7 separate regions of the Mus musculus genome follow, and regions 2, 3, 4, 5, 6 and 7 are each linked to region 1. The links are chromatin loops, found by intact Hi-C in ENCODE. Cell type or tissue: left cerebral cortex. All regions are shown on one strand.

Region 1 (4,000 bases):
TTCCAGATGGCTAGTCTTCCCCTCTGAGGCACTTACTACAGCTAAAAGTCAGTGCCTGAGTGTGTCTCTGTGCATTAAATGTCTGCTTTGCTTAGTTTGTATTTATTGTTAGGAGGGGCAAAGGCCATGGCATGGTGTGTGAAAATCAGAGGACAGCTTTGTGGAGTCTATGCTCTTCTACTTTTTTGGGTACCTAACATTATTAAACTCAAGACACTAGGCTTGTGTGGCATCTGACTGGCCCAAGTGTCTGATTTCCTGTCAGGTTGAGAAAATAAGGACTGAATCTGTTTCATTTAATGCTGTTTCTTCAGTGTATCATACACAGTAGGTGCTCAGTAAATATTTGTCCATTTCCCACATTTAACAAGGCAGTTTGTTTTGTAGATTCTGGTTTTATAATTTCTATTTTCCTTAATATGAATTCCATGAGGGTAGGTTGTTTTTAATCACTTGCCTCTGCATTCACTAAATAAATATATCTACTTCATTTCCAGTTCAGATGGCAACCACACTCATGCCCAATTATCTTAGGTATGATTTTACATGAAGCTTAGCAGCAACCAAAAGAGCTGAGATGCTGAGTGAAGTAGCAATAGAAGGCACCATGCCCCACTGACCTTGACTTCTGGGTTTCTCAATGACAAAGCATAGCATGGATGAGGCCCTGGGCTCAATCTTCAGGACAATAAGTAAATGTATACATTTAAAACTTGTATATGGGGTTGGGGACATGGAAGACCTAAAGTTCCAGTTCCTTGGGTAAGGGCTAAAGGTCATGTGATCTGTGAAAAGTTCTAAAAGGAAGTGTGTGGGGCTAGTAGAATAGGGGAGTTGAGCAAGGTGGTGCATGTGTGCCTATAAGTTAAGCACTGGGAAGCTAAGACAAGAGAATAAGATTCAGGCCAGCCTGGACTATATAGCAAGACCCTGACAATAACAATAAAGGAAGCAGGCAAGCAGACAGAACAGGGTAAAGGACGTGGAGACAGACTTAGAAGTTCTGCTCAGTATCTATACATCCTGACCTTTATCTGTAAAATACAGGTTAAAGCACTCACCTTGCAATGGTGTTAAGGGTTAGAAATATTTGCTTAGTATTCCTGGCTTGGGGAATGCTTGATAAATTAGACTTTTTACAATTACTCTTTTTGTGTGTGATGATGGGGGAGGGTGTCAAATTTGGAGCTTCTACTAGCTAAGCAAGCATTCTACCACACCCTCAGCCCTTATTTATTAGTTATTTGGCCGAGAAAGGAGTTTACTAAGTTATCCAGGTAGGCCTTGGCCTTCTGACTCTCCTAGATAGTTGCGACTACAACCCTGTTCTGCTAGGACTGGCTTACCCTAGTATTTTATGCTTCCAGCTTGTGGACATAGGCACAAAGATGGTATGCAGCTAAATGTTCAGGCTGCTCTGGTCATTAGAAAAACCAGCCCCACCCACACACCCACACTCATCCCCCCAGGCTCAAAGAACACGAATTTCTTAAAACATACGGAGTTAAACTTGGCCTAGTAAAGCTTTCTGCTAACATCACTGAGTGAATCAGTAGCCCAGCACCAAGGTACAGTCAGCTTCCAAAAAACATAGAGGTGGTGACGGTAGACGGGCCAACGGCTCACATGATGAATTGGTCCCAAACCCATCAGGCCTTACAACATCCTGGCACCTGCCAGTTTGCAGCTCTGGGTTTCAGGACCCTCCGTTGTCCTTTGTGATAGTGCCACCTAGTGGGAACGACGAGGTACTGCCGCAAACTTCAAGCCCCGTTCAGGATCAGTGCGACGAGGTGGGAAGAAGAATAGCAGGTAGGCGTGGGTGTCGTCTATGCAACCCCTAGCTTAGTACTCTGCACTCACACATAACGAAGCCCTGTGATTCTGTGGAGGAAGCCGCACCATCTGTCCCCTCAGACGTAGCTGACCAGCGACCATACTCGATACTTCAGTATCCCTGCACAGAGCCTTTGGGAACAGGCTAAAGAGGCCTCCCCGTCTTGTACAGTGCCATTGTTGTGATGGAGAAACTGAGGCTCCCCAGGAGCGTAGATAACCCAAGGTCACACACCATAGAGGAACCGCAGGGAGATCCAAGTCCGTTTCTCCGACCGTAGCGAAAGGCGCCTTCCCGCCGCAGACGCGGAGGCCGGTGACCCGGCCCGACGACCCCCATGGGAATACAGGACAGACACGGCCATGCGCCGCACGCGGGGGCCGCGGGACGCAAGCAGGAAGCCAGAGTCCCGCGCGGGGAGCCCCTGGGAACACAGGCACCGGCCACGTGACAAGAGACGCCGGCCATGTGACAGGGAAGCGCTGGCAAAGGCCCCCCGGTGCACGGTCACGCACGACGCACGTACACGCACGGAAGCGCTTCGAGCAGCGAGGCGAGGGCCTAGGGTCACATGTGGAGGGTGACAGGCGCGGGCCGGGGGGCGGGAAAGACGCGCGGATCACGTGCCGGGGGCCGGAGCTCAGAGGTCACGTGAGGCCGGAGGCGGGGCCGCCGCGGAGGGGGAGGGGCGCGCGGCTTCCGGCGGCCGTGGGGGGGGTGGGCCGGCGAGCGGAGGGGGCCTGTCCCGGAGGTGGCGGCGGCGCCATCTTGGCGAAGGGGGGATCAGGAAGTGCGGACCGCGGCGGCGGCGGAGCCCGGAGCGGAGGCCGGAGGCTCCCGGCCCGCCGGCCCCGGAGCGGAGCGGAGCGGAGGATGCAGCAGCCGCAGCCGCAGGGGCAGCAGCAGCCGGGGCCGGGGCAGCAACTGGGGGTCCAGGGGGCGGCGCCGGGGGCCGGGGGCGGCCCGGGAGGGGGCCCGGGGCCAGGGCCCTGCCTGAGGCGGGAGCTGAAGCTGCTCGAGTCCATCTTCCACCGCGGCCACGAGCGCTTCCGCATTGCCAGCGCCTGCCTGGACGAGCTGAGCTGCGAGTTCCTGCTGGCCGGAGCCGGAGGGGCCGGGGCCGGGGCTGCGCCCGGACCCCATCTCCCCTCCCGGGGATCGGTGCCGGGGGACCCCGTCCGCATCCACTGCAACATCACGGTGAGGACCTCGCTTGCGCCACGCTGGGGGTCCCTTGTCTGGTGATCGAAATCACACCATACAACCTCCTGCTCTCGAAGGACCCGGAGGCCAGAGCCCCCCTCTTGGTGCTTGGCTCCTTCTCTCCAGGCTACACTTGTTTCTTCAGCTTGAGGTTCTGTGGTGCAGTCACAGTCTCTACTGTTGACCCCTGAGAGCAAGGGACATCGGGACATGTGGCCCCTCAACCACCTCCTCCTATGAATCCACCCACACCTCAGGTTTTATGATTTTGGCTCCTTCTGCTTACTCCTCCACAACTTTACCATGTCACCTAGAAATGACCCATTCTTCTCCCCACCCCAACTCTAATAAGATTCCAGGCCTGTGCTGGAAGGACGTAGCCTGGAACTCAGCCCGGTTCCATAATGACCCTTCTCAGTAGTTCTTTCCACTTATATGTACCCACCTGTAGGCTCCCTGCCTAGGCATCCCTCGTACAACCCCTCTTTGCTCCCTGAATTTCACTAAAGAATAGTGCCGTTCATTGACCCCACGTTGGATCTCCTCTTACTAACTCTGGTGTAACTAACCTTTAATTCCTCTTTTTGCCTTGGCTCGTAGCAGCTTTGCCACTTCCTCCCCACTCCTGGGGTCACATCTGCTTATCCTAGGTGACTGTCACCTTTTCTGGTGGTGACAGCAATGTGTGTTTTGAGCGGCAGCAGTGCCATCGCTCCCCAGTAGGCATCGTTCCATCCTACCTATCCTTGGTCAGGAGGCATCTTCCATGCGTCCTGCCTTATTTTATTCCCTAGTGTCCCTTGAGGAAATTGTTGGGTGCAATTTTATAACAGCTGGTACTGCGCGATACAGTGCTCACGTTGTTGGATAACGCCCACTGTAATGGTCTTGTCCCTCCTGGAGCACCTTTATCCACACTGGAAACGGGAGTTGCCTGGGGGGAAGACAGACGTGAATTTT
Region 2 (4,000 bases), 260 kb before region 1:
TGGGCACCTTCTGTTCCCTGTTGCCTTCCCGCTACTCTGGTTTCTTCTTTCTGACCTGCTTCCCACAGCTGTCCATCACCTCCCTCCTTCCTGTCCTTTCCTTTCTCCCATTGCTTCGGTCTCACTCCCGTCTGTCAGTCTGTCTCACCTCCCCCGGCTTCCCGGCTTCCCATCTTACTTTCCTGCCCACCTGGGGGTCACATCCTCAGGGTCCCTTCAGCTCAGGGCATTGTTGAACAGGCTGTTGTCCTTCCCTGTGGCTTTTTAGAGCCTGGATTTGTATCCAGGAACTCAGAGGGCTCCTTCTCCTTCCCCCTGCTCTTACACGTCTACCTGGGCTGAAGCCCCATTATCTAAGTAGATAATCATCAAGCTTCCTCAGGATATTGAAGACCTGGATGTTCATATCATTTGCTCATAAGTTCCACAGAAGGCTGTGTTTCCCTGGTATGTGATAGAACAAATCTTTAAGGAGATTTCTTTCCCACATCTCTCTAATGAAGTCAGCTGAGTCTGTCCCCCACATTTTTGCACAGGACCAGCGGGTTGTCATTTGGGTGCAGCCGCTGGCCTCACTCCTTCCTGTCTAAGCTGCAAGGGCATTGAGCTGGCGCATGTCTTCTGGGTCCAGACTGCGGGCAGCTGCTCTAGGGGAAGAACTCACAGCCTGGGGTCCCTAGTGACCTAGCACCTGCCTTTCCAGGAGCCAGTGATAACTGTCGTGTTCTAGATCCCAATTCCTAGGGCAACATCAGCCATTGAAGTCAGTCCCTCGAACAGCGGATGCACCCTCACCCTTTGGCAATGAAAGGTTTAGGTCTGAGTATGTGACCTGTTTTATGGGGAGGGGGAGGGGGGAGAAAGTCCAGGGGCTTCTAAGGCAGTGTCCCTGTGATTAAGTAGAGATCCATAGGGTCAGCCTCCCTGGCTATTTCCAAACCCTGATGGGATGTCTGCATATGTTGTGGTTGGCATGCAGGGGATGGAGGAGCACAAACTCCCAAAGAACTATGTTCTGGTCACATGTGCTACCAATTAATGTGACTTTTAGTTCCCAGGGGAGGAAATAATGGTACGTACTTGAGATGTTGGTTTTTTGTTGTTGTTGTTTTTTGTTTTCCTGGTAATTAGCATCATCTGAGCAGATACAGGGAGCCTCCCCCACCATGATTTGTAAGGTAGGCTGAAGTTCACTGAGATGAGGTGAGGAGGTAACCTTGGAGTCAGATGGTCTCTGTGTTGGAGCGCCAGGTCTGTGGTCCCACTCTGGGACAGATCATGAGAGAGCAGCGCTCTTCTCTGAGTTGATGCTTCCTTCGCTCAGAGCAAGTACTGAGTACACACACAAATGCTCAGAAATTGCCAGTTCTCTTCTCCTTAGATGTGTTTATCTTCTGCTATTTTTAAAGGGACCAAGAGGTGCCAGGTGCAGGGAGCTATTTAATGACATTTCAGCGCTGGGGAAATTTTACACAGAGACCATTCTGAGTCCTTTACCCACAGTTGTTCAAAGTACAAATCACATCTCTAATGCCAGCAACAGCACTGAGGGGGAGGAAGATACACCCGATTCCCGATTCTCTATGGTGATGAGGGGCGTGGATAATTGAAAACAGCAGATAATCCCCGAACCTGCTTTGAGTCATTGGCGTCCATCGCCTCCCCCAGTGTCGGTTTTTCTGTGGTGCAGCTGACAAACTGCCACACAGACTCACGTTTCTCCTCTCCTATTTCCCTGTGTGTTTCTTGGCAAAGCTACTGACTTGCTTTAAAATGGCCCAGGGTGAGGTGACAGAGGAGAAGCAGGGAGGGGCAGGAGCTTCATGGCTGTGCTCTGAGTTGGGCTAGTGTGGCTGAGACTTCTCTAAGCTCTCTAGGGCAGTGATTCTCAACTTTCCTATTGCTGCAACCTTTTAATACAGTTCCTGGTGTTGTGATGACCCCCGATCTTAGAATTACTTTACTGTTACTTCATAAGTGTAATTCTGCTGTTCTGAACTGTAATGTAAGTATCTGATATGCAGGGCATCTGATATGCCACCCCTGTGAAAGGGCCTTTGAACTTCAAACGGGGGGAGACCCACAGACTGAGAGCCATGGCGCTAGGGTGGTGAGGTGGGGTGGGAAGGTTTAAGGACCCTCAGGTGGACAGGAGCTCATTCTCTTCAGGTGGGTACAGCCAACTCCATCGATGTTCTGAGTCCCTTGCATAGAGCTCCCATTCCTTGGAAACAGGTACCACCCCTTTCCCTACCCTCTCTCACACTGGAACCTAGCCAAAGATGAGTGTGCTTGCTGGAGGAGCTTTTGAAGTCTTGACTTAAGTTGCCTTTTGAGTTAGTGAAATGCATACCTTCAGGAAGAGGGACAGAGAAGTCATAATTACTGAGGAGTTATTGAGGTAGAAGGATCTTGAGTTTGAGACTAGTCTGGACAACTTAGTGAGGAAAGTGACAAGGGGCGGAGAACGTAGCTCAGTGGGAGGATGCTTGCCCAGTGTGCACAAGGCTCTGGATTCTACCCGAAGGGGTGTGAGAGGAAAAGTGAGGAGATCACCCAGACCTGGGGCTGGAGAGATGGCTCAGAGGTTAAGAGCACTGACTGCTCTTCCAGAGGACCTGAGTTCAATTCCCAGCAACCACATGGTGGCTCACAACCATCTGTAATGAGATCCGATGCCCTCTTCTGGTGTGTCTGAAGACAGAACACTCGTATGAAATAAATATTTTGAAAACCAACTAACCAACCAACCAACCAACCAACCAAAACAAAACCCAAACAGCCCCCCAAACCTTCCTAGGTCCTTAGCCATGTCACATTCATTACTTCTAGGGAGCCAGTCTCTTCTGTTGCGAAATCAACTTCCCAAGCCCAAACTCAGGGTCTCTTGTTGCGACTGACTGGCCAGACTAACAGATATTTACTCTTCCTTTGTTTCTACTGCTAGCAGTACCCAAATCAACTTCCTAAGCCCAAACTCAGGGTCTCTTGTTGGCTGCTCCTCCAACAGTAGTTTTGCTCAGCTGAGGATGGAGTGCCAGGCAGCCTGAACCTCTCCACAGGCATGGGGAAGTTGATGACCTGTCTGACCCTTGTCAGGAGATGCCGAAGCCGCCCCATCCCCACCCCCACCACAGTCAAGGCTTCCATTGCTGGAGGTGGCTACACTAGACAACTGATGGTGGATACTGGGAGCTGCTGGCCAGGATTTGCCCTGCTTTCTTTCCTTGCCCTTTCTCCGGCCCCCTTGGCTCAGATGGAAAAGGCAAGATGCAACAAGCCACTGGCTTTTCTTGCCCCAGGGGGCTCACATTTGCCAGTTTGTGGGGGCTGCCGGGCTTAATCACTTGAGGAAGGAAGAAAACTCTGCTCTGAGAAAAGAGGATTAGCACTCCGCAGGCTGCCCAGGAGTTCCCAGAATGGGGCCACAGGATTGTGGGAGCAGCAATTTGTCATCAAAATGGCCCTGGGAACACCGTTTCGGAAACAATCAGAGAAGGCAAGGTTTCCTAATGATAGGAAAAAACCTCCCCAGCTGGAATAATGGCTTTTACTTGGCACTCGTTCTTTCTGAAACACACAGCCTTACCTATCCCCCCTCCGACGTGTGATTTTGTAGTACCAGATGGGAAGGAGTGAAGACAGGGGTGGGCCCGAGTCTGGACTCAGTGTTGGGTCGGGGCAGGTCCCCAGCTCTGCATGCCAGTGTCACTATAAATGGGGGCAACTTCATACAGAGAGCTCCTGGCAAGTGGTTCCGTTAGAAACGTCTTAGGTCCCTTCCCCTGTGTCGTCTCCAGCCTCTTTACACACAGCTTTAGTCATACACACATATATGCACCCGCACACATACATGTACGTGCACACACATCTTGTTCCTTCTCCCGTCTCTATCTATTCACAGTCTTGTCTTCCAAGAAGTGATGGGGGAGAGGTGGTAACCGGGCATAACTGGCCTCGTCCTCCTTATGCCTGTGCTGAGTCACCTATACAGGCTCTG
Region 3 (4,000 bases), 300 kb after region 1:
GGCGCACACCTTTAATCCCAGCACTTGGGAGGCAGAGGCAGGCAGATTTCTGAGTTCGAGGCCAGCCTGGTCTACAAAGTGAGCTCCAGGACAGCCAGGGCTATACAGAGAAACCCTGTCTTGAAAACAAACAAACAAACAAACAAACAAAACAAAAAACAAAAAAAAAACCAAAACCAAAACAAAACAAAACAAGATTAATTTACTATATATAACTATTTATTATTACTAATATTTAGATATAAGTACACTGTAGCTGTTTTCAGATAGAAGAGGGTATAATATCTCATTATGGGTGATTGTGAGCCACCATGTGGTTACTGGGATTTGAACTCAGGACCTCTGTTAGAGCAGTCAGTGCTCTTACCCGCCGAGCCATTCTTTAGCCCAGGCTGTCCTCTTTCAAAGTCTCAGTGTAGTGAGTGTTAGAATATACAATACCAGAGATTAGTGATGCAAATCTGGTGACAAGCACTAAAGGCAGCCTCAGTGTCTAAAAGTCTTGTCCGGTACAAGCTGCTCCCTCTCTGTTCCAGCACTACCTGGCTAAAAAAATTTAAATATGTAAAATTTTGTCTTATTTTAAATCCTCAACTTACTCCTGTCTCCTTTGTTACCTTCTCACATACTCAGTAAGTACCTCTCATTGATCCATACAAGAACAAGAAATTGACTGGGCAGGGCAGCAGAGGCAGGCAGATCTTTGTTTGAGGACAGCCTAGTCTACATGGTGAGTTCCAGAACAGCTATGGCTATAGAGAGAGAATCTGTTTCAAACAAAACAAAACTACAACAAATAAACAAAAAAGAGGGGGAAATTTGTTGAAACAGAAGCAGGAAGAAAGGCATCTTTTCTCCAAGTACCACCTGTGGGCTAAGCCTGCCACAGACTGGTTTTGGAAGTAAAGTATTATGAGAACACATGTCTAGTGTTTTTTTTTTTTTCCTGTGCAATAAAATAACTGCTATAGAGTCCACATGACCTGTAAGCCAGACATTCCATCTGGCCCTTTACTAAAACTTTGCTGACCTTTGCTTTGAAGAGAACAAGAAAGCAAGGAGGGTGTCTGTAGGAGCTGAGAAGAGCATGGACCAGGGAAGAGCGCTGAGGTTTACTTAGAGAACGAAGATCGGAATGTGTGCATCATTGTGGAGAGGGTGCTCTGTCTAATACAAAAAGGGCTAACAGCTTAGCCTCCGACCTTGAGATTAATAAATAAGTAAACAGGAATGAGGGAGCCAACTGCTACGTGTCTACACTAGTAGTTTGGTTATCTGAGAAGCCTTCCTGAATGTGTGGGATTTTTTTAGGGCTGCTTGAACAAAGAGAGGGCACTGGTGTGGCAAGGTCAGCCCAATCCTGTTTTTTCTTCCCAGAGTTTATTAGCTACTGTTATAGTTTTAAGTTGTAGCAAAATATACATACACAAAATACACAGGTTTTTGTTTTGTTTTGTTTTTCAGACTTATTTATTTCTTGTATGTGAGTATACTTCAGAAGAGGGCTTCAGATCTCCATTACAGATGGCTGTGAGCCACTATGTGGTTGCTGGGAATTGAACTCAGGACCTCTGGAAGGGCAGTCAGTGCTCTTAAACACTGAGCCATCTCTCCAGCCCCAAAATATGCAATTTTAACCATGTTTATGCTACACTCTGCTGACAGTAAGAACGTATTTATATTTTGTGTAACCATGTGTAAGATCCTTGTGTGTGTGTATTGTTTATATGTGTGTGCTTGCCTGTGAGGGTCTGGAGGCAGAGATAGGCATTGGATGCCTTCCTGTATATCTGTCCGTCTTGTTTTTGGAGCCAGGGTCTCTCACTGAGGCCAGCTGGCCAGCAAGCCCTGGGATCTGCCTGTTTCTGTTCCCCTGCCCCTCCCCCAGTGCTGGGATTGCAGATGCGCAGAGCCACAGCTGGCTCTTCTGTGCATGCTGGGGAACTCAATTCAGTTCCTCAGGTTTGTGCGGCAGGTCACCATCCCAGCCATAAGATGCTCTTAAGCCAAGATGAAATTAGAAGCTGTTTAGGGACAAATAGGAGAAAGAGGAATGCAAGGGGTGGGACTCTGGACACAAGAGTCACAACACCCTTTTTTTAGGAACAAGTGTTGGGAAGGATGAGGAAATAGGAGACAGGGATGGTCACAGACACCTGTTGGTATGCTGCATTGTTTGTCACTAGGAAAACAATAGCCCTGGTTGGTCTTCTGGCTGCCAATCCATCATGCCTCTGAAAGCTACCGGGAGTCAACTCATCTGCTTCCCTAGATCACAAGGAGATTATCTGTACAAAGGAACCGGCCTCTGGAATGCAATTTGGTGTTGTCTCAACTTTGATTGGCCTTGAGCAGGTCTAAGGTTTCAGGGAGGTACAACAGTGCCACCTGCTGGTCAGAACTCAGATGATAAAAATTTTCACCAGCAGCTCCTCTGATGAAACTTAACTCAAAACAAGCTTGAGAAATACTTAGGCCATCAAAACAATTTTCCTGCATGCCAGAACCTTGTCTTCTGTCTTAGTTCCTGGGGAAGTGGGGAGTAATCAATGTGTACAGGATACGCTGCTGAGAAAATTATTGTTTGTTCAAGTTTTTTTTTTTTTTTGTGAATAGTCTCATTGTTCAGCAATCTTTTTTTTTTCCCCAAAAGAAAGGAACAGCCTGAGACCTAGAACCAGATATAAGTGTTTTCTGAACCCAGAGACTCCACAGAGCTAAATCCTCAGCCCCGAGTTAATATTCTTAGTTCTAAATCCTCTCTATATCCTATTTCTCAAGGGAAGGGAAGAGGTTTATCAAAGGAGGGATTTGTCATTGTTAGTTACTGAGAAGGCAGTAGAAATCCAGAGAAATAAAGATGTGATAGTTCACACTTGAAATTTCAGTTCTCAGGAAGCTGATACAGAAGGACCCAGAGGTTAAGACCACCCAAAATTACAAAAGTGAGTTGGAGGCCAGTCAGGACCACCTGAGATACAATCGCAAAACACAAAAATAAAGCCAAGCAAACAAAAACTCGGGAAGCAGGAGCCAGAGAGATGGCGCAGTGGTCAAGAGCACTGGCTGCTTTTCCAGAGGCTCTGGGTTCAATTCCCAGCGAAGATAGGGTAGCTCACAACCATTTATAATGTAATCTGATGCCCTCTTCTGGCATGCAGGTGCACATGTAGATAGAGCACTCATACGTAAAATAAATAAATGAATGAATCTTAAAAAACAAAACAAAAGACCTAGAGAAGCAAAGGGAAAACAAAATAAACCTCTTTATAGTTGTGCTTCCAGAAATCCTGAATGGTAGGTCCTGTAGAAGTAGTTTTTAACTCATTCTTTGGAGTACCTGAAAGCCAAAGTAAAACTAATGAAAGTTACTACAATTTAGAGGTGAGATTCCACAATCGTTTTGCTGTTGCACCAAGGATATGTTAGAGGTGTAAATATCTTGTCTACAAGAGGGATTGCACACAGATATTAAATTACCAAGTCCTAAATCATTCCAGGGGTCAAAGAGGGTGACATGTTAACTGCTCATTTGTATGGAGTCTCTCAAAAGCTACAGGAGAGAAGCTTGATATTCAAACAAAACACCTAAGTCCCGAGCTGATCCTAACAGAATGCCAACTTGCCCATCTCTTCCATCTGGTAGTTCCTTTATTGACTTCCAGATGGGAGAGAACTGTCTCAACAGTTTTGGGGGTTGTTTTGAGACAGCGTTTTATGTAGCTCAGACTAGCCTTAAATTCACCCTGTAGCCAAAGATGACCTTGAATTTCTGCTCTTTCTGTCTCACCCACTAAGTACCGAATGGTACTTATGGATACGTGCCACTAGGCTAGTTTAAGTGCTCCTGGAGATTCAGCCCAGGGCTTCGAATGTGCTTGGCTAGTGCTTTACAAACTGAGCAATATCCACAGCTCCTCCTAATAGATTTTCAAAGGACCTCACTGGGACTCCTTGCAAGGTGAAGGCTAGAGTCTTCTGTCTAGGCTTGTCTCAGAAC
Region 4 (4,000 bases), 460 kb before region 1:
ACAGAAAGGGAATGTTAAACTTGTCACAGGTGAGTGAAAATAACCATGTAACTTTTTTTTTCCTATCTAGGATCACAAATCCCCTGAAATCCCTGGACCCAGCCAAAAGCTTCTGACTACAGCATAGAGCGCACCAGCCTGAGCCTTAACTCGGGTACACAGGGCCTGGGAAGCGGGTACTCACACCACTTTCCCTGTGGGAAGCCGGAGCCTAGAAAGGTTAAGGAACCTGCCCAAAGTCACCCGGGCTCAACTTGAAGCTCTGTCCCTCTCTCCACTCTGTGGCCTCTAACCTAGAATGCCTGCTCACCCGGGCCTTGAGCCCCACAGGATTGGTTCAGCCAGTGAAACAGAGGGACGTGGCCCCTTGAAACCACACACACTCAGGTATTTTTATCTCCAGTTTATTTTTTTTAGACTAAGAGCAGAGTATGAAAGTCACAGCCAAAGCACTTGAAAAAGGCCCAGGATGGGTGGGGACCACTTAGGGTGGGCAGGGCAAGGTCCTGGGAGTTGGTTCCCGGCTCAGGGCTGGAAGGGAGGGGGCATTGTTGTTACGGTCTCCAAAAGTGTCTGTGCGTTGCATAGGTCCTGTCTTCACAGAAGACAAAAGAGGGGCCAGGGGGGTCCCAAGGGGGGCCTAACCTGGTAGGGGAAGGGGTCTGAGTCTGGAAGGGGAAGTCGAGAAAGGTCAAGGTTAAGAAGGGGAAGGGACTCTGTCTGTCTGTACATTATATATAGAGATATAGAGTCTGTACATGCCTGTCTGGCACCCCGATGCCCACCCCTGTCCACTGCCTGCTCCCCCCCAGGGGTGTCTATTTGTAAACTTGGATTCAATCCAAACCACAGTCCTCTATGTGGGAGTGGAGGGAGAGGACATGCTTATTGCTGTAAACAGGGGGAGGGGCAGCCTGAGGCTCCACCCCTCACCCACCTAGTCCCCTCCCCATGTTCTGCCCCAGAGGAGAGGACAGGGGGCACCTCCCATGCTTCGTTTGTTCTCTCTGGGGCATATTTGCCTCTTGGGGGACAAAGAGGGAGGGCACCAAGGGTCAGGGAAAGGTACCAGGGGCCAGGGAGTCCTGAGCACTGCCTTTATAGCCCCCAGGTTTGGTACCAAACATTACCAAAGCCACAGGCCACCTGGGACCTGTGGCTGTCCCTGTGCCTGATCCACTACGGTGCCTGTCCTAGAGAGTGTGTGGGCAAAGAGGGCAGGCCCAGAGAGATGTACAGTGCAGACCCCGCTCCCAACCATGGGAAGAAGGATGTAGGCCCCACAGCAAGCTCCCTGCTCCTTCTCAGCCCTTCCCACCTCTCTCTGTCATAGGAAGGGGCAGAGCTAGGAGGCCAAGAGCGTCATGAGGAAGAAGGCGATGCCCACGGCCAGAGGCAGGTGTTCCCGCTTGGGGCTGGTCCCACTGATGCTCTTCTCAAGCTTGGGCACCTGGGGATTCTCTCCCTCAAAGTCTTCTGTGGAAAGATAAATAGGCAAACTGGTAAGGGCTGTGCTGTGCGCTGGGGCGGGGGGCACGCGGCGGCGGCGGCAGCAGCAGCAGCAGTGGAGCCAGAGATGTGACCACCCACGGGGGAGGGGCCGGAAGGGCTCGTGTCCCATGGGAAGGCATGCGGGAGGGGGTGGGTGGGAAGCATGCACTGGGAAGGGGGCTGCGATTCCAGCAGTGGCCACAAGAGGGCGCTGCGCAGACTCACCCAACACGTTGATCTTCACATTGGGGCCCATGGTGAACTGGGGGAGAGTGGGGACCGGCTTCTCCCCGGAGTGCGATGCTGCGGGGTGGGGTGCGGGTGGGGAGAGAGGAGGGGAAAGTCAGGGCCAGGACCCCCTCCCCCTGCTACAGCTGGGGAGCCATCCCGGTCGCCTGTGCCCTCCGCCCCCATCCCCAGGAAGCCAAGGGAGCCCCAAAGCAGGGAGGCAAGGATGCGGACGTGGTTGGAAACCGACGCTACTCACTGGAGGCGCAGCAGACGAACACCTTCATCCTCAGACACTTCCAGTGCAGGTTGTGAGTGGGCGTGGCTGGGGAGGAGATTTCTTTCACTCACTTGGTGCCCTTGCGGCTTTAACATAGACTCCCATCCCCCTCCAAATTGCCCGCATCCGGCTGTGTCCCCAAGTCTCTGCTCCAATCTTTCTTTGGACATTGGTCACCATGACTTCGTGGCTAGCCCATCCCAACAGAAATGCTCTGCGACCCAAATTTGGGACTGTCACCCCATCCCCACAGCCTTGCAACTTCTCAGAGCTGAAACCCTGAAGCCTATCCCTGGTGACCACTACAACGGCTGGCCGGGGATCCCTGGGACCCCACCCTGTCATTCAGAAGACCCAGGACCCGGCACTCACAGATGTAGTAGTATTCTTGGCCGGCATGGAATTCATAGCCCAGCGAGAAGGCGCTGTAACGCTGGAACTTCTCGGAGAACTTGATGGGGCTGTGCGAGGCGTGCTGCCGGTTGCATTCCCAGCGCTTGGAGCCTTGGCTGGCGTTGCAGGTGCGGTAGCCGCTCAGGTTCACCATGTACAGCACGTACTGCTCCGCCCCGCCGCCAGGCCCTGAGCTGTTGTAGTGCGGACAGTAAATATCCAGATAGTCGTTCACGTTCACCTGCACGGTGTAGCCCTCTCGCCGCAGGCTGTGGACAAATGAAGTGGGTCAGAGAAGAAACTCCAATGCTCCAAGGCTTTCCATGTCAACACCCTGTCAACACCCCACGGACCTTCATTAGAACACTATATATATATTTTGATCATAACACTTCAGTCCCTCACTCTCTTGGCTTTTTCTACAATCTTTTCTCAGCCCATTTCTGTGCCTGTGGTCTAGTGTGCCAGTCCCTTGTGTCCTCTCCTTTTGGGCCTGTCTTTCCCCTGGTGGCCACCAGAGGGTAGCAAAAGCACAAGGAAGCCTGGCCTACCTCCTAAGGAAGGAGAGGAAAGGGAGAGGGGCGGAGAAAAGAAGGAACCTAGCTCTGGTTGCCACAGAAACGCACAGGCCCCAACGACTCCCAGACCTAGGCCCGGATTTCCTTAGACCATTCCCCATAATTCAGCAGGCCAGAGGAGGGACTGAAGGAATGAATGGAAGGGTAGGGTGAAAGTAGAGAGATCCCTTCCTTGGAACCCAAGCTCTCTCGCGCTGTCTCTCTCTCTCTCTCTCTCTCTCTCTCTCTCTCTCTCTCTCTCTCTCTCTCTTCCCTTCTCTCTTCTCCCAGAATGCCTTTTGCTGCTGCAGGTCCACCCCAGGTCAGTCCGACAGGACTTGCCCTCATACACACATGTATGGCAGCTTCACGCACATGCATGCACAAGCTCTATGGCACCAACACAAAAATGTCCACCACCCACTCACAAGCGGCAGACACTCAGAAGAGCTAGATTGCATGTGTGCTGCGCCTATGCCAGTTTTAGCTGGTCCCAACAATCTCAGGGGTTTGCCCTGTATCTCCTACATGACAAGACCTCTATCTTTGTGCTTCTGAGTCCTATTTCCCTCCATCCTGAGGCCATAAACCATTAGGTCCCCAATAACCTGACACAGACCAGGGAGCTGAAGAGCTCGGGTTTGACCTGTCATCTTGCTAGGACTTCTGCTTCATTCCACATCTTTCTCCACCTAGATGCCACTGCCCCCCCCCCCCAACCCCCAGGATAGGCAGAGTAACAATAGCACAGCGCCTAGACAAGATGACTGTGTCTGCCACATTCCAGATGAGTCTCTGCGACAGAGAAGCAGATCTGGATGCCCTGGAAGTCTCGCCTGCCTGACAGTCCCATCTAAGTGTTGCTGTGGACATCCTTTGTGGTGGCACTGAACGGTGTAGGGAGTCAGAGGCAGCTCAATCCACACGTGTGGAAGATCGGGTAGAAGTCGTCTTTAACTTCTTTAAGGCAAGTATGCACACATGTTGGTAGTGCTATGGGACTGTTGTGGGCACAGGGAAGCATGGGCCACAGGGTAAAATGTCAATCCAT
Region 5 (4,000 bases), 430 kb before region 1:
ACTTTACCAAGGCTGTCTTCTTTCAAATCCTATGTTGTACTTTATTTTGTTTAAAACAGGGTCTTAACACTAAAGTCTGGCTGGCTTGGAACTTCTATTATAAGCCAGGCTGGCCTCAGACTGGCAATGATCCTCCTGCTCTATCCTCTCCAGTGCTGGGATTACAGCCACGGGGTTCATGCAGCACCACCTAAGAGGGCCGGTTCGGTTTATGTTTAGATCTTGTCCTTTGTGTCTTCATTGGTTCAAGGTAGAAAGCCTCATTGAAGTCTGGGAGGTCAGAGCTGGATGGCACATGAAGTACACCCATAGAAGAATCCAGCATTCTAGTCAGCACACAGCAAGTTCCTATTTGGGGGTAGGAAAGTGTGTACATAGGTGCCGTGCGCGCGCGCGCGCGCGCACACACACACACACACACACACACACACACACACACATGATGGCCAGCACCTGATACCCCAGATACTTTTGGAGGCTGAAGCAGAATTACCTTCCATGCATTGTTCTTTTGCTTTGCACACGCAGATGGTACAAGGGGAAGGACTGAAGTGGCTCTGGGGACACCCCTGACATTCCTCTAGAGCATCGTGCTGGGTGACCATTGTGGGACACAGCCTGCCCCTTATCCGCACACACCTCTCTCCCAGGAGTCCTCAGTCCTGAGGTCTAAATGATGAGGTGGTAGCAATCAGTACAAAGCACAAAGCACCTTTGTTCTGGAACCTTCAGGTGGGGGCAGGGAAGTGGAGGAGGCAGGTGTGAAGCCTTGGAATCCAAGCAGCCGCTGCCCTGCTCCACCCAGGCTCAGGGCTCTGAGAACACCAGTTAGATCCATTTTCCCAGCCACTGGTCAGAGGGTGGGGATGCAGGTCTGACGACTTAGGTCATTTGTCTCTAGCTGTGGTGGGGGCTGAGCAGCATTGCTGGGGAGAACTTGGGAGTCCAGAGGCCATCGGACCCAGACTGGGCAGAAGCAAGCCAGAGGCATCCTAAGTGACACATTCTTGTTGACCCTTTCTGGGAAGTGATCCTATTCTACAGGCCCTGGTTTGACCCAGCAGCGTCTCCTAGTGGCCAGACCTGCAAACAGCAGGAACTACCCAGCTTCCAGGAGCAGACACATTCCAAGATCTCACATTTATTACAACAGAGCAGAGATAGACAGTGTCCATGTCCTTCCGCCACCTACTCCAGCCCCGGCTTCGGCCCCTCCCCAGCATCCCGCTGCAGCTATTTTAGTGCGTCCCCAGGTATTGCTTAACAGCGCCTGGTGGTTCTTTAGGGCTGGACACCAGATTGTCTGTTCTCCTGCTTCTCTAGTGTTTGGGGCAGAGGTTCCATTTCTTTGAGTCTTAGAGCTTGAGAAGGAGGCAGCCAAATCTCCAGAGGTCAGAGGTAGAGCGAAGATGCTGCAGGGGGTGGTGGAGCTGGCCTGGAGTTTAGAAAAGCCAAGAAGGAAAATGGTCAGAACTCCTGCCTAGATGCCTCGCTGGCAGCAAGTCACTTAACCTCAGCAACACCCTCTTCACCTACCTGGAGGGCACCACCAGCGGCAAGCTTCCATCTCCTGGGCCAGGCAGGTCACCTGGTGGGTGCTGGCCCTGTGGGTTGGCAGGCAGTGGCTTTCTTGGGGGTGGGGGTTTGGTAGGCCCCTGAGACTGAGAAAGAAGGCCAGTTTGGAAAGAGGTCATGTTTCTCACCCACAATGTAGGGGTTCTAAGAGCCGTGCTAGTGGTCACTTTTGTCTCCAAACAAACCTGTCACTACCAAAGGTGCCACTGGGATACATGCCGTCAGGCACAGAGGGAGGCAACCTGTCTCCCATTGCCACCATTGCTCTAGGTAGGAGAGGCAATGTCCTGTTCCCCCTCACTGTTACCTTTGGGCGCCTCACCACAGGGTCAGCGGGCAGAGGGCGAGTGGGGGGATTGGATCGGTCAGCCAGCGCAGCCTGAACAAAGAGAGGAGCAGTGGCTTGGAAAGCATGGTCCAAGGTAGTGAGCGTGCAGACACTACCCAGGGGTCGACATGCAAACTCAGCCGAGGGTGGGGGTGGGAGTGTCCAGAGGAAAACGGGAGCATGCGCAGAGCCCCGGGGAAGGAAGGTGCAGATCGATCACGGAGTCCCTGGATGGCTGCAGTCCTACTATAGACCACCAGGTGGTAGTAGAGACCATGGCGGGAGGCTCACCCTTTGCTGCATCTGGGACTTTGAAGGCTGAGGGGGCACCCTGGTCTCCTAATGAAGAACACCACTGGGGGGAAGCAGGGATGAGAACTGCGATTGGGCACCACACCTCCCACCTGTCCTGAGCCAGGGCAAGGCCCAGCCCAGATTTACCTGGAGTTTCTTGGGCACGGGGTTAGGTGGCAGCGGCCTGGAGGGGGGCACTGGAAAGCTGACCACACTAGCTTGCTGAGAAGGCAGGAGGAGCAGACAGGCAGAGTAGGCAAGAGGAAACAGACAGATGTGGGCAGAAAGGGGTTAGTGTTCAGAGAGGGCAGCAGGGCCCCAGAGGCAGTGAGGTCACTGAGCTGCATGCGGGGAGTGGCATGTGCTGGAGGGGACATGCAGGCTGACTCCATACACACCCTCTTGCCATTAAAGGTAGAGGGCTTAGGCCCTGGGCACTTGGCATCCTTTCACACATGATGTCCTGGGCCTTATCAGATCTTAGCACACGGAAGGTCCTTTTGCACAAGGCCCCATTATCCCATGGCTCTGGTCGCTGTGAAGGGCATGGATAGAACCATCTCTCAAAGCCACTGATTGGGCCAGCTGAAAGAGCTCAGCAGAGCCTTCTGGTGGTGACTGGCTCACCCACTCTGGCTGTCCTTGTTTCTCTGCCTGCTACTTACTGGTCCTGAGTCCTTGGATTGACTGAGTACTCCAAGTCTTTCTGAGTCTTGAACCCTTAGTGCTACCTCTAAGGCCCGAGTTAACAAGTAATGTGGACTCCTCTTTCCTCTGGCATCCAGGGCTTACCTTAGTGCCTGTCATCTGCTGTGCCCGCTGTGGAGGTCCTGGTCGTTCAGGAGGACAGGATTGGGGTGCCCTGAGTATGAAGAAAGCCAAAGAAAAAAATGGGACTAGCCACCTACCTGCTGATCTGGGAGAATTGAACCCTTTGGCCCTTGGAGGGTAGTTGTGTGTGCTTGAGCATCCTGGAAGAAGGCTACCTTTCCCCTGCCTTGGGGTCCTGAGAGAAGTGGCCCTTGTATCTGGGGGTGAAGTTAAGGGAAATACACAGAGATGACAGGTAGGTGTGTAGGAATGGTAGTCAGGAAACTCAGGATCTGAGAGTTGGAACTTAGAAGCAAGGGGTAAGGACTGAATGTCTTGGGGCCTTTAGAATCAGGGCTCCAGGACTGTCCCTGACTGAAGGAAACAGCAGCAGGGACAGGATGTTCATACCTATATTGGCAGCTGGATCCCTTAAGCTGGCAGAGCCGCTGATGCAGGCGGGCACGGTGCCAGTAGCTGGCACCAAGTAGTACGAGGACCAATAACAACAGGAGGCTGAGGAGCAGGCCTGTGGTCAGGGAGCTGGTTGCTATGGAGAGAGGTCCAAACTGAGGGTGGGTCTGGCTAAGAACTCTCTCCTGAGAGAGGAGCAGGGATAGGGAGGAAGTGAGGTGCTGAGGAACCAGAGACACCTTCAGGAGTCACAGAGTCAAGGGACAGAGAGTAAAGGGGTCAGGAAGGGGACGAAGGAGAGAGGAGATGGTCAGAGCTTCCCAATACCCCGGGCCCATCCTCTAGCTACCTTTGAGCTGGGTCATGCAGTCTGGAGGTGCCCAGCCCTCTTCACAGCGGCAGTGCCCGCTGCTGTCACAGACCTAGAAGGACAAAAGGCAAGCAATGAGGGCGTCTGTCAGATAGGACCACTTCCCTGTGTATGGCTTTCCTTTTTGTTTTATTTTGCTTTAGTTTTTCAAGACAGGATTTATCTGTGTATCCCTGACTTTCCTAGAATTCGTTCTAGAGAGCAGGCTG
Region 6 (4,000 bases), 280 kb after region 1:
AATTTTAAGAATCGTGGAAAACAGTCTCTTGTTTGTGACATCACTTTGCAAAACAATTTAGGGGCTGTCCACCAGGTGAAGGGTCTCAAGAAATTTGGAATTCCATTCCCATTATGAGAAAAATGAACAAATGCCCAGTCTAGTGACATCCCTTAGGCGCAACACAATCCACGGGGGCCTCCATGTCCAGCTTCCCAAATAAGATAACTGCTTGGGTAGCCAAAACTACAGTATAGACAACAGGAAGTCAAAGACTGCAGCGAAAATATATTCCACGACCAGGGTCGGTAAGAAAGAAGGCAGGGTAATAAGAGGAGCTGACAAAGAGGCTGGAAATGAACAGAGAGGACAGAAGCCCACGCGCGGAGGATGGGAGACTCACCCCCCTCCGCGCCACATCTAGAGCCCATGGGGCCATTCGCTTCTCTACCTCCCACCCGGAACAAATTAATCCTCCGCACTCCAAACCGAGGGCCACATGGGGGAGTTTGGGGCAGCTCCACCCCATCGCCACCCCCCCTCCGCCCCCAAAACCAGGCCGGATCCGGATCAGAGGCCCAGAGAGGACTGGGGAGGGAGGAGGCCTTCTCCACAAGACACTGACCCTCCTAAACAACCCTACCTCAGGCTGGGCCCAGGCCTCGCTCGCCCGCGCTCTTTCTCGCTCTCCCCCTTCAGGCTCTAGCCACATGCCCCCCCCCTCCGGCTGCCCCAAGCCCCGCCCCGGCCACGCTCCCAAATCGAGGCCCCGGCTCTGGCGCGGCCCAGTAGGCCGCGAACCCAACTATAAACAAAACCCCCGGCGGCCAATTCGAGGTGGGGAGGTTGGACGCCCGGGTTCCCAAGACCAGAAGGGAGGGTGTACAGTGGGGAGACACACGGCGTGGGGGGGGCCTACCGCGGGACAGGAATACGGAGGGGACAGAGGAAAAGAAGGGAGGGTAAAAAGGGGATCGCGGATTTAAAGGGGCCGCGGACAATACCCGGCCCCGCCGCGTTGCCGCTGCCGCCGCCGCCGCCGCCAACGCCGCTGCGCTCCCAACTTTACCTCAGTCTCCTCCACACTGACACCCCGGGCCGCGCCGCCCCTGTCACGTGATATAAGATTCCCTCCTCCCCACCCCCTCCCTCCTTTTCCCTCTCGCGCTCGCTCTCGCGCCTTCCCCCTCCCACTTGCCTTCCTGCGTCCCTCAGCACGTGACGCGAAAGGGCCGCGCACGTCAGCGTGCGCGCGCCTCCCCGCCACGAAACACTGCTCTTGAGTTCCGCGCGCCCGCCCCGCCCCCGCCCCGCCCCGCACGGATCCGCCTCCATCACGTGACTCCAGTAAGGTCTCGGCTTCCTCTTACTGGCGTAGTTCCGCGTCTCCGCACTCCCAGGTACCTTTGCGGACATAAGTCACGTGGCGGAGGGGGTGGGGGTGGGGAAATGGGACGGGAAGGTCCGATGCTTAACTAGCGCCCCCATCCACCATGTTTTCTGACGGACTCTAGCCTGGTTTTTTTTTTTTTTTTTTTTTTAATCGAAAACCATATGGAAATGTTCGGAGAGCTCCAGGGAACCTAGGTTCCCTGGCTTCGGCAGAGCCTGGGCTAACGCGCGAGCGCGGCGGGACTGTCCTAGCAGGTGTTCCCGGAGAGAGAGGCGATGGCGTCTAGTAGTAACTGGCTTTCTGGAGTGAATGTCGTGCTGGTGATGGCGTACGGGAGCCTGGTGAGATCCCCATTCTCTTCCTCTTGTGGCATTTGTCTGAGTCCCGACCCTCTGAGCCGGACTCCTGAAAAGAAGGCTCCTGAGCCGTTCTGTCTTTGTTCTTCAGCCACTTAACTTGTTTTGTTTCTGGACTTCCGAATTGTATCCGTAGACAGTCTGAGATCTTTAAGTCAAAGCTGCCTGGCTCTAAGTAAGAACCCTCCCTCTTAAATTCTAGAGCCCAGATTAACATGCCTCTCCGTTACTAGCCCCTGACCCACCTCCGTCCTTAGCGACCCGGCTTCGCCCCAAAGCATCCAGCTCTGAAGGCCTAAACCCAGGGATTTTGAAAGTGAACATTTTAAAAAATTATTGCTATTACTAAAATGGCTCTAATCTCTTTGGGCAGGTATTCGTACTGCTGTTTATTTTTGTGAAGAGACAAATCATGCGCTTTGCAATGAAATCTAGAAGGGGACCTCATGTTCCTGTAGGACACAATGCCCCCAAGGTAGGTCACTAGAATGCAAGGTAAACCTGTTCTTTGGCACAAGGAGATTTTTCTCGGACTTTAAAAGAAGACTTTTATTCATATGCTTCCTTTCATTCCACAGTCTAAGCAATAACTTCCTGCTCACTGCTGCTCCACAACATGTACCTTAAGATTTAAACCAATTCAGCTGTAAAATGTCTCATCTTCAACTAAAATTACTAAATATTTCATGTTGCTTTAGTTTAAGCATGATGCTGAGAACACTTACAGTTGGTTCCAGCGTTGTGAGAATGGTTGCCTTTGCAGAATTTTAAAGATGCCCATTGTGCTTGCTTAGAATGCAGACGACTGGGTTTAATCCTTGACACTGCTGAAAGCAAGGGGCGGGGCAATAATCACCTAGTTATACTTTTCAAGTCAAACCTAAAGCCAAAGAAAGAAATTACCTAACAACTTTTTAATGTTGTTATTGTTCTTTGTTTTGTATTTTGAGACATACTGAACACCCAATTGTAACCCAATAACTCTCACCACGGAACCTCAAAGCAGCCCTCCTGCAAGGACAGTACAAGTAATGAGATTACCAAGATAATGTGCCACATCAGACTGCGTCCACAAATTAAATAATCGTGCTGGGCTTGGTAGAGCATACCTTTAATCCCAGCACTCAGGCAGAGACAGGTGGATCTCTGAGGCCAACCAAGTCTACAGAGCTAGTTCAGGACAGCCAGGGCAATGTAGAAAAACCTTGACATGAAAAACCAAAAAAAGAATAGTAAAAGTAAATAATCTAGTAGTGTCTAAACTTTCTCCTTAAGTGCTTTGCTTTTCTTGGCTTTAAGAAAAATGTCTTCTGGGCTGGCGAGATGGCTCAGCGGGCAAGAGCATTGACTGCTCTTTCGAAGGTCCTGAGTTCAAATCCCAGAAACCACATGGTGGCTCACAACCACCCATAATGAGATCCGATGCCCTCTTCTTGTGCATCTAAAGTCAGCTACAGTGTTCTTATGTATAATAATAAATGAGTCTTTGGGCCAGAACAAGCAGGGACTGAGCAAGTGGGGCCAACCAGAGCGAGCAGAGGTCCTAAAAATTTAATTCCCAACAACCACATGAAGGCTCACAACCTTCATAATTTTGTATGTACTCACATACATAAAACAAATAAATAAATCTTTAAAAAAAAAAGAAAAGAAAAAGAAAAATGTTTTCTAATGGAACTTTGTCTATTGAGAAACCTGTTGGTATATATAACTACCATCTGACATTAAAACTCAGGTTTCAAGGCTGGGAAGTTGGGCATATTTCTTTAATCCCAGCACTCAGGAGGCAAAGGCAGGAGAATCTGTAATTTTGAGGCCAGCCTAATCTACAGAGTGATCTCTAGGACAGTCAGGACTCTACAAAGAAAACTTGTCTGGAAAAAAAAAAACAAAGACCCTTAAGTTTCAAATAGCCATCTCAAACCTAGTATACTTAAGTCAGAAATCCTTTGTGTATATGTGTACACTTATGTGTAAGTAGGTATGCATGCATGTGTGTGCCATATGTGGAAGCCATACTGTGGCATAGTCCATTTTCTTCAGTTGCTCTCCACCTTAATTTTAGAGTCAGGGTCTTCACTAAGCTTGGGTTTTGCCAATTTCACTATACTGCCTGGCCTCCTGTCCCCATCTCCTTTGAAATCTTTTTGTTGGTGGCTGGTGTTTTTCCAACTGGATCTCCTGTATCTTTGGCTAGAGCTGGATTTGTAGGTAACCCTGGCATTGCACTGGCCCTCCTGCTTTCGGTTCTGAAGTGCCAAGGTTATAAGCA
Region 7 (4,000 bases), 58 kb before region 1:
TCGAGCAGGGTGCTTGCTCAAGCCAGCCTCACTCATTCCTGCCTCAGACTTCAACACTCCGCACTTCAGCTCCAAACGGGAGTTTGCCTCTACTGCTGCTTGAGACATGAGCTTTGCGTGCTGTTCTCGGGCTCCTATTGGTGATCTGAACACTTGTTCTGCAAGGCACAAGCTCTTGTTTGAGACCTCAAAGGCCTCTGATAGCTTTCTTGGGCTATAATGGTTCTCTACTAGAACCCCACTGGTCTGAGAGACCAAACCTGTTCATTTTACTGGTCAAGTCCCACGTGGCAATGTTTTAAAGCTGTTTTGTTCTACAAATCAACACTAAAGTACCTCCTATCTGTCCACTGCATTCTTTGAGGAGGGTGTGAAAAGAACCTGGTTGGAAACAGGAGATGTTCTCCACCACCTTACTATTTCACTAATAAAAGTTAAGGTCTGAGCTATTAGAGAAGGCACAAGTAGCAGCTGGTATGTGTTCTAAGACGGTTTCTGTGGAGACTTAAACAAACGTCTACTCACTCCAGATAGGGGATGAATGACAGACTAAAGTAATGACTCCACCAAAGTCCAACTTGACAAACCAATGAGTTTACTGGGGTAAACTCATTTATAGGAGTAACAAATCACTCAAAAGCTCATCTAGGACAGGCAGTAAGTCAAAGCAGCCAGTTGCTATCTTCTCCCTCCTAAGCAATCTGTTACTGCCTATGTTACTGCAGGGAGGGCTTTATGAATCTTGTAAGTTTCAGGAGCTTCCTGAGCCTTACCTGAGTCCTTTTTTTTTTTTTTTCTTTGATACAGGGTTTCTCTGTGTAGTCCTGGCTTTCCTGGAACTCACTCTGTAGACTGGGATAGTATTGAACTCAGAGATCTGCTTGCCTCTGCCTTCCAAGTGCTGAGATTAAAGATGCACCTCACCACACTGGTTTTACTCCCTGAGTCTTTACAAGAGGAGAAAGTTGCTACACAATATGGTATAAACACTTTCTATTTTAAAAAAAAAATCAATGCTATGCTACAAAATAGACCATTGAAATACCAAAGACCCATCAGTCTTGCATCTAGATAAAAATACCCAAGAAAATTTTATACAGTGGCACCAGAAGATAGTGATCGTAATCACACTTGGAAATAGAAGACTGAAATTTTGTTTAAATAGTTAGAGAAGGGATACATAAATTAACATGCATAATGAATTATTCTCTAGCAGTGAAATTTGCAATATGCAACTTACTCAAGTTGCATCATAAGAGATGACACTTAACAAGTTTCTGAAAATAAAAGTCCCAGGAAATATATGCACAATTAATAAAAACGTGTTGCTTACTAATAACATGTGAAGAGAAATGAAAGCAATGTAGTAGCTGTGTAAATGCAAATTCATGATGGGAGTTAACTACTGAGATGAAGGCAACAGTAGAAGATTGGGACCACTTACAAAGTGATGAACAGCTCATTGGAAATATTTTAGTCCTTCTGGTGGGTGTCACGTTGTGGATGTGTTGGTTTATTTGATGAGTATGGGTGTTTTGCATGCAGTATGTTTGCAGATCACACGTGTGCAATGCCAGTGGGGGCCAGAAGAGGGCTCATAGGATTCTCTGTAACCGGCGTTACAGATGGTTTTGGGCAAACACCTAGATGCTGAGAATCAACAGTGAGACTTCAGGAAGACCAGCCAGTGCTCTTAGTCTCTGAGCCATCAATCCAGACCCCATTCTGTTGCTTTTTCCTGCACCAATTTAATTAAAGCAGCTTTTTAGAAGTCTACTGGCTACAGAACACTGACAACCAGTTCTGTGGCCTTCCGGTCCACTTGAAAAAGAAGGGTGTATCTATACATATTCTCTCTGGTCTTCCTACCAAACCACATTATGGAGACCTGGGGAGTAGAATCAAGGCCCTGAGAAAAACTGCAGTATCCTGACACCAAGTATCTAGTTCCCACCACGCACACAAAAATGTCCTCCTCAGATGGTAGAAAGACTGAGAGAGAAGGAGCCACAAAACCCTCATTTTCCAGGGGCTCAAACAAAAGAGGGATGCATCACATGGGCCTCCCTCCCACGCCGGCGCGCCAGTGATGTCACCAATCTGCGCCCTAACCATTGATTCCTGACTGAAGGTGGAAGACTACGCGTTGGGACTAGCCGGGAAGGGCGCAGCCTTGGGCTCACGAGTGGGCAGCGTCCGAGGAATCGCGCGCGGGTAAGAGGACCCTGGTCCCGCACGGGCCGCCGCCTCCGCAGCCTGCAGCGCTGGAAAAGGAGACATGGGGAGCGGTGGTGGAGGCGGCGGGCGCGGCGGGGCTGCGCGGATGCTCGGGCGCTGGTGCGGGCGGGAGCCGCTGGGTACCCGCGGCCCTGCAGCCGAGAATGCCCTTCCCCGCGGATGCGCGGCGCCGGAGCCTGGCCCCAGGAGCCAGCCCTGCGTCCTGACGTGGCTGGCACGGAGCCATGGAGGTGCGGGCCGTGAGTTCCCACGCGGGGTCGCGGGCACGGCGCTCAGCCTCGGGCTGGCCCTGAATCAGGAGGCCTTGTTGCGTCACCTGCCTTCCCTTGGTCTGTTTGGCTCGGTTCTTGGGCCCTGCCAGAGGGTAAGGCGTTCTGCGTCGGTATCCGAGTCCCGGGAAACTCGGCGGTGGGCTTTCGAACGCGTAGTGGGAGAGGGCAAGAGTGCAATCAGCCGAGGGGGCTGTGTCTAAACGGCTGCAGGAGGACACCGGCACACTGGCACACTGAGGCCTCCGACGACGCTGGCTGCAGGGGAGGGGGGACAGGTTGTTAGAGCAGGTCATTAGGGACGGAGAATGCAGGAACGTCAAATTGTGGACAGCTGAATGACGATGCCAATTTAATTTCTCTAGGAAAGAGGTCTTGTTCCCATCGTTTTAAAGGTCCTGAAAAACATCCATGTTATTTACAGTTGAATGCTTGTATGGGAGGCAGAGAAGGACACTGAGGCGGGCATAAACGGTAGAAACAGGTCCGCTGTTTCTCAGCAGTGTGACATTGCTCTCCTGTCTTCTTGCGCTTATCTACAAAATGAAGATAATTATGCCTCCCTTGACGGGCTGTAAGAATTTAAAGTGGCTAGCTATGACTAGGGGCTGGCACGCAGGCATTTGTAATACTGCTGCTGCTTCTCATCGGTGGTGTAGCTTCAGAGGCGGGAGAGATTTGTGCTATTTTGGGTATCTGCTATTCTGCTGCTGTTATCCTGCTGTAGACTGCATAAAATTCTAGAGCTGAAATGAGATTAAGATTTCAATTTATTTACAAATTTACCTTCTCTGTTTTGAACGTTTGCTCCTGATACTGTGTCGGGGACTTCACATACACTAATTTGTTTAACCCTGCCAAAATCCTAGTGCTGTAAGTACTGGTCCCATTTTACAGATGGCACAAGGTAAGTCTTGGCCAGGGTCCTAATGCTGTCTCAGAGCTAGAGCTTGAAGCCAAACCATCAGGCTATGTATGTGGTTTGGGTCTTAATCTTTCTCAGTGACTAGGGTCCTGGCAACGTGCAGGTATGGGCAGTGGGGAATAGGGCATCAGTTCCTGTGAGAATAGCATCTAGTTGTTGAAATTATTTGTCATCTCTTATTTTACATCTTATTCAATATCGTTCAGCTATGAGTCAAGATTTAGCCTTTTTGATGGGAGTGGGGGGGGGGGTGCCTGGGCTTGGGGATGCTATGCAGCCCTGGAATCCTGGGCAGACAGTAGGTATCTAATGATTGCTTGTAGAAAGAAGAAGAAAAAACCCCCGAGGCACTATTACTCTTGACAGCAGGAGACCAATGCTTCCCCTTAAGCTGCTATTTTTATACTTCAGGCAGTGTCACACAGCCTCGTACTGATTCATAGACTTAAAGATTTGAAACTCCCTTTTAGACCAAGGTTCGCACTATTATCTGTGACAAACTGATTAGAGTTTGGAAGTTCGCAAACAGCAAAATCTGAGCTTTGGGGCTTTTGCAGTGATCTCTTGA

What was found. A loop is a pair of places that touch in the nucleus more often than their neighbours do. Peaks named below come from ENCODE experiments on the same cell type or tissue, not always from the same donor. Only the 100,000 strongest peaks of a DNase experiment are listed, where the experiment ranks them.
Region 2: a loop joins it to region 1, with 3 times the contacts of the local background. A loop is called at or near these places in 22 of 42 quality-filtered maps.
Region 3: it touches region 1 in a loop (2.6-fold over the local background); 11 of 42 quality-filtered maps call a loop at or near these places.
Region 4: a loop joins it to region 1, with 6 times the contacts of the local background. A loop is called at or near these places in 2 of 42 quality-filtered maps.
Region 5: a loop joins it to region 1, with 2.1 times the contacts of the local background. A loop is called at or near these places in 4 of 42 quality-filtered maps.
Region 6: it touches region 1 in a loop (2.5-fold over the local background); 4 of 42 quality-filtered maps call a loop at or near these places.
Region 7: a loop joins it to region 1, with 4 times the contacts of the local background. A loop is called at or near these places in 11 of 42 quality-filtered maps.

What each region holds. Positions count from the first base shown.
Region 1 is chr3:89,771,002-89,775,001 of GRCm38, forward strand. It overlaps Ube2q1 (ubiquitin-conjugating enzyme E2Q family member 1), which reads left to right and starts at 2,608. Exons shown (of 13, transcript NM_027315.4): 1 at 2,608-3,037. The coding sequence starts at 2,711. It overlaps 4632404H12Rik (RIKEN cDNA 4632404H12 gene), which reads right to left and starts at 2,399. Exons shown (of 2, transcript NR_130957.1): 1 at 1,501-2,399. In left cerebral cortex, a CTCF peak has its summit at 1,734 (motif pointing left); DNase peaks (open chromatin) are centred at 1,771, 2,339, 2,884 and 3,520; H3K4me3 peaks cover 3,228 bases; H3K27ac peaks cover 2,008 bases.
Region 2 is chr3:89,506,683-89,510,682 of GRCm38, forward strand. No RefSeq gene overlaps it. Among named protein-coding and RNA genes, the nearest start is that of Kcnn3, 11 kb to the right of the region's middle. In left cerebral cortex, no CTCF peak of the experiment used is centred here; a DNase peak (open chromatin) is centred at 1,603.
Region 3 is chr3:90,075,222-90,079,221 of GRCm38, forward strand. The region is part of intron 2 of Tpm3 (tropomyosin 3, gamma); the gene reads left to right. Among named protein-coding and RNA genes, the nearest start is that of Tpm3, 4.6 kb to the left of the region's middle. In left cerebral cortex, CTCF peaks have their summits at 2,389 (motif pointing left) and 3,144 (motif pointing left); a DNase peak (open chromatin) is centred at 2,380; H3K4me3 peaks cover 207 bases; H3K27ac peaks cover 238 bases.
Region 4 is chr3:89,314,092-89,318,091 of GRCm38, forward strand. Efna3 (ephrin A3) reads right to left here. Exons shown (of 5, transcript NM_010108.2): 2 at 2,372-2,661; 3 at 1,979-2,044; 4 at 1,717-1,794; 5 at 1-1,476. The coding sequence ends at 1,346. It overlaps Gm15998 (a long non-coding RNA gene), which reads left to right and starts at 2,655. Exons shown (of 2, transcript XR_003954662.1): 1 at 2,655-3,114; 2 at 3,737-4,000. In left cerebral cortex, CTCF peaks have their summits at 1,702 (motif pointing right), 1,904 and 2,900 (motif pointing right); DNase peaks (open chromatin) are centred at 1,673, 2,045, 2,540, 2,916 and 1 more place; H3K4me3 peaks cover 693 bases; H3K27ac peaks cover 2,218 bases.
Region 5 is chr3:89,338,519-89,342,518 of GRCm38, forward strand. It overlaps Adam15 (a disintegrin and metallopeptidase domain 15 (metargidin)), which reads right to left. Exons shown (of 23, transcript NM_001037722.3): 17 at 3,771-3,843; 18 at 3,419-3,557; 19 at 2,990-3,059; 20 at 2,345-2,419; 21 at 1,883-1,954; 22 at 1,537-1,661; 23 at 1,122-1,435. The coding sequence ends at 1,393. Among named protein-coding and RNA genes, the nearest start is that of Efna4, 2.5 kb to the left of the region's middle. In left cerebral cortex, CTCF peaks have their summits at 1,077 (motif pointing left) and 2,151 (motif pointing right); DNase peaks (open chromatin) are centred at 1,079 and 2,164.
Region 6 is chr3:90,051,407-90,055,406 of GRCm38, forward strand. Ubap2l (ubiquitin-associated protein 2-like) reads right to left here and starts at 1,109. Exons shown (of 28, transcript NM_001165984.1): 1 at 1,049-1,109. 4933434E20Rik (RIKEN cDNA 4933434E20 gene) reads left to right here and starts at 1,396. Exons shown (of 7, transcript NM_025762.3): 1 at 1,396-1,713; 2 at 2,102-2,203. The coding sequence starts at 1,648. In left cerebral cortex, CTCF peaks have their summits at 588, 788 and 1,552; DNase peaks (open chromatin) are centred at 420, 721 and 1,235; H3K4me3 peaks cover 2,607 bases; H3K27ac peaks cover 1,928 bases.
Region 7 is chr3:89,712,937-89,716,936 of GRCm38, forward strand. It overlaps a transcript of Adar not described here. Among named protein-coding and RNA genes, the nearest start is that of Adar, 16 kb to the right of the region's middle. In left cerebral cortex, a CTCF peak has its summit at 1,585 (motif pointing right); DNase peaks (open chromatin) are centred at 1,629, 2,094, 2,471 and 3,129; H3K4me3 peaks cover 2,295 bases; H3K27ac peaks cover 2,124 bases.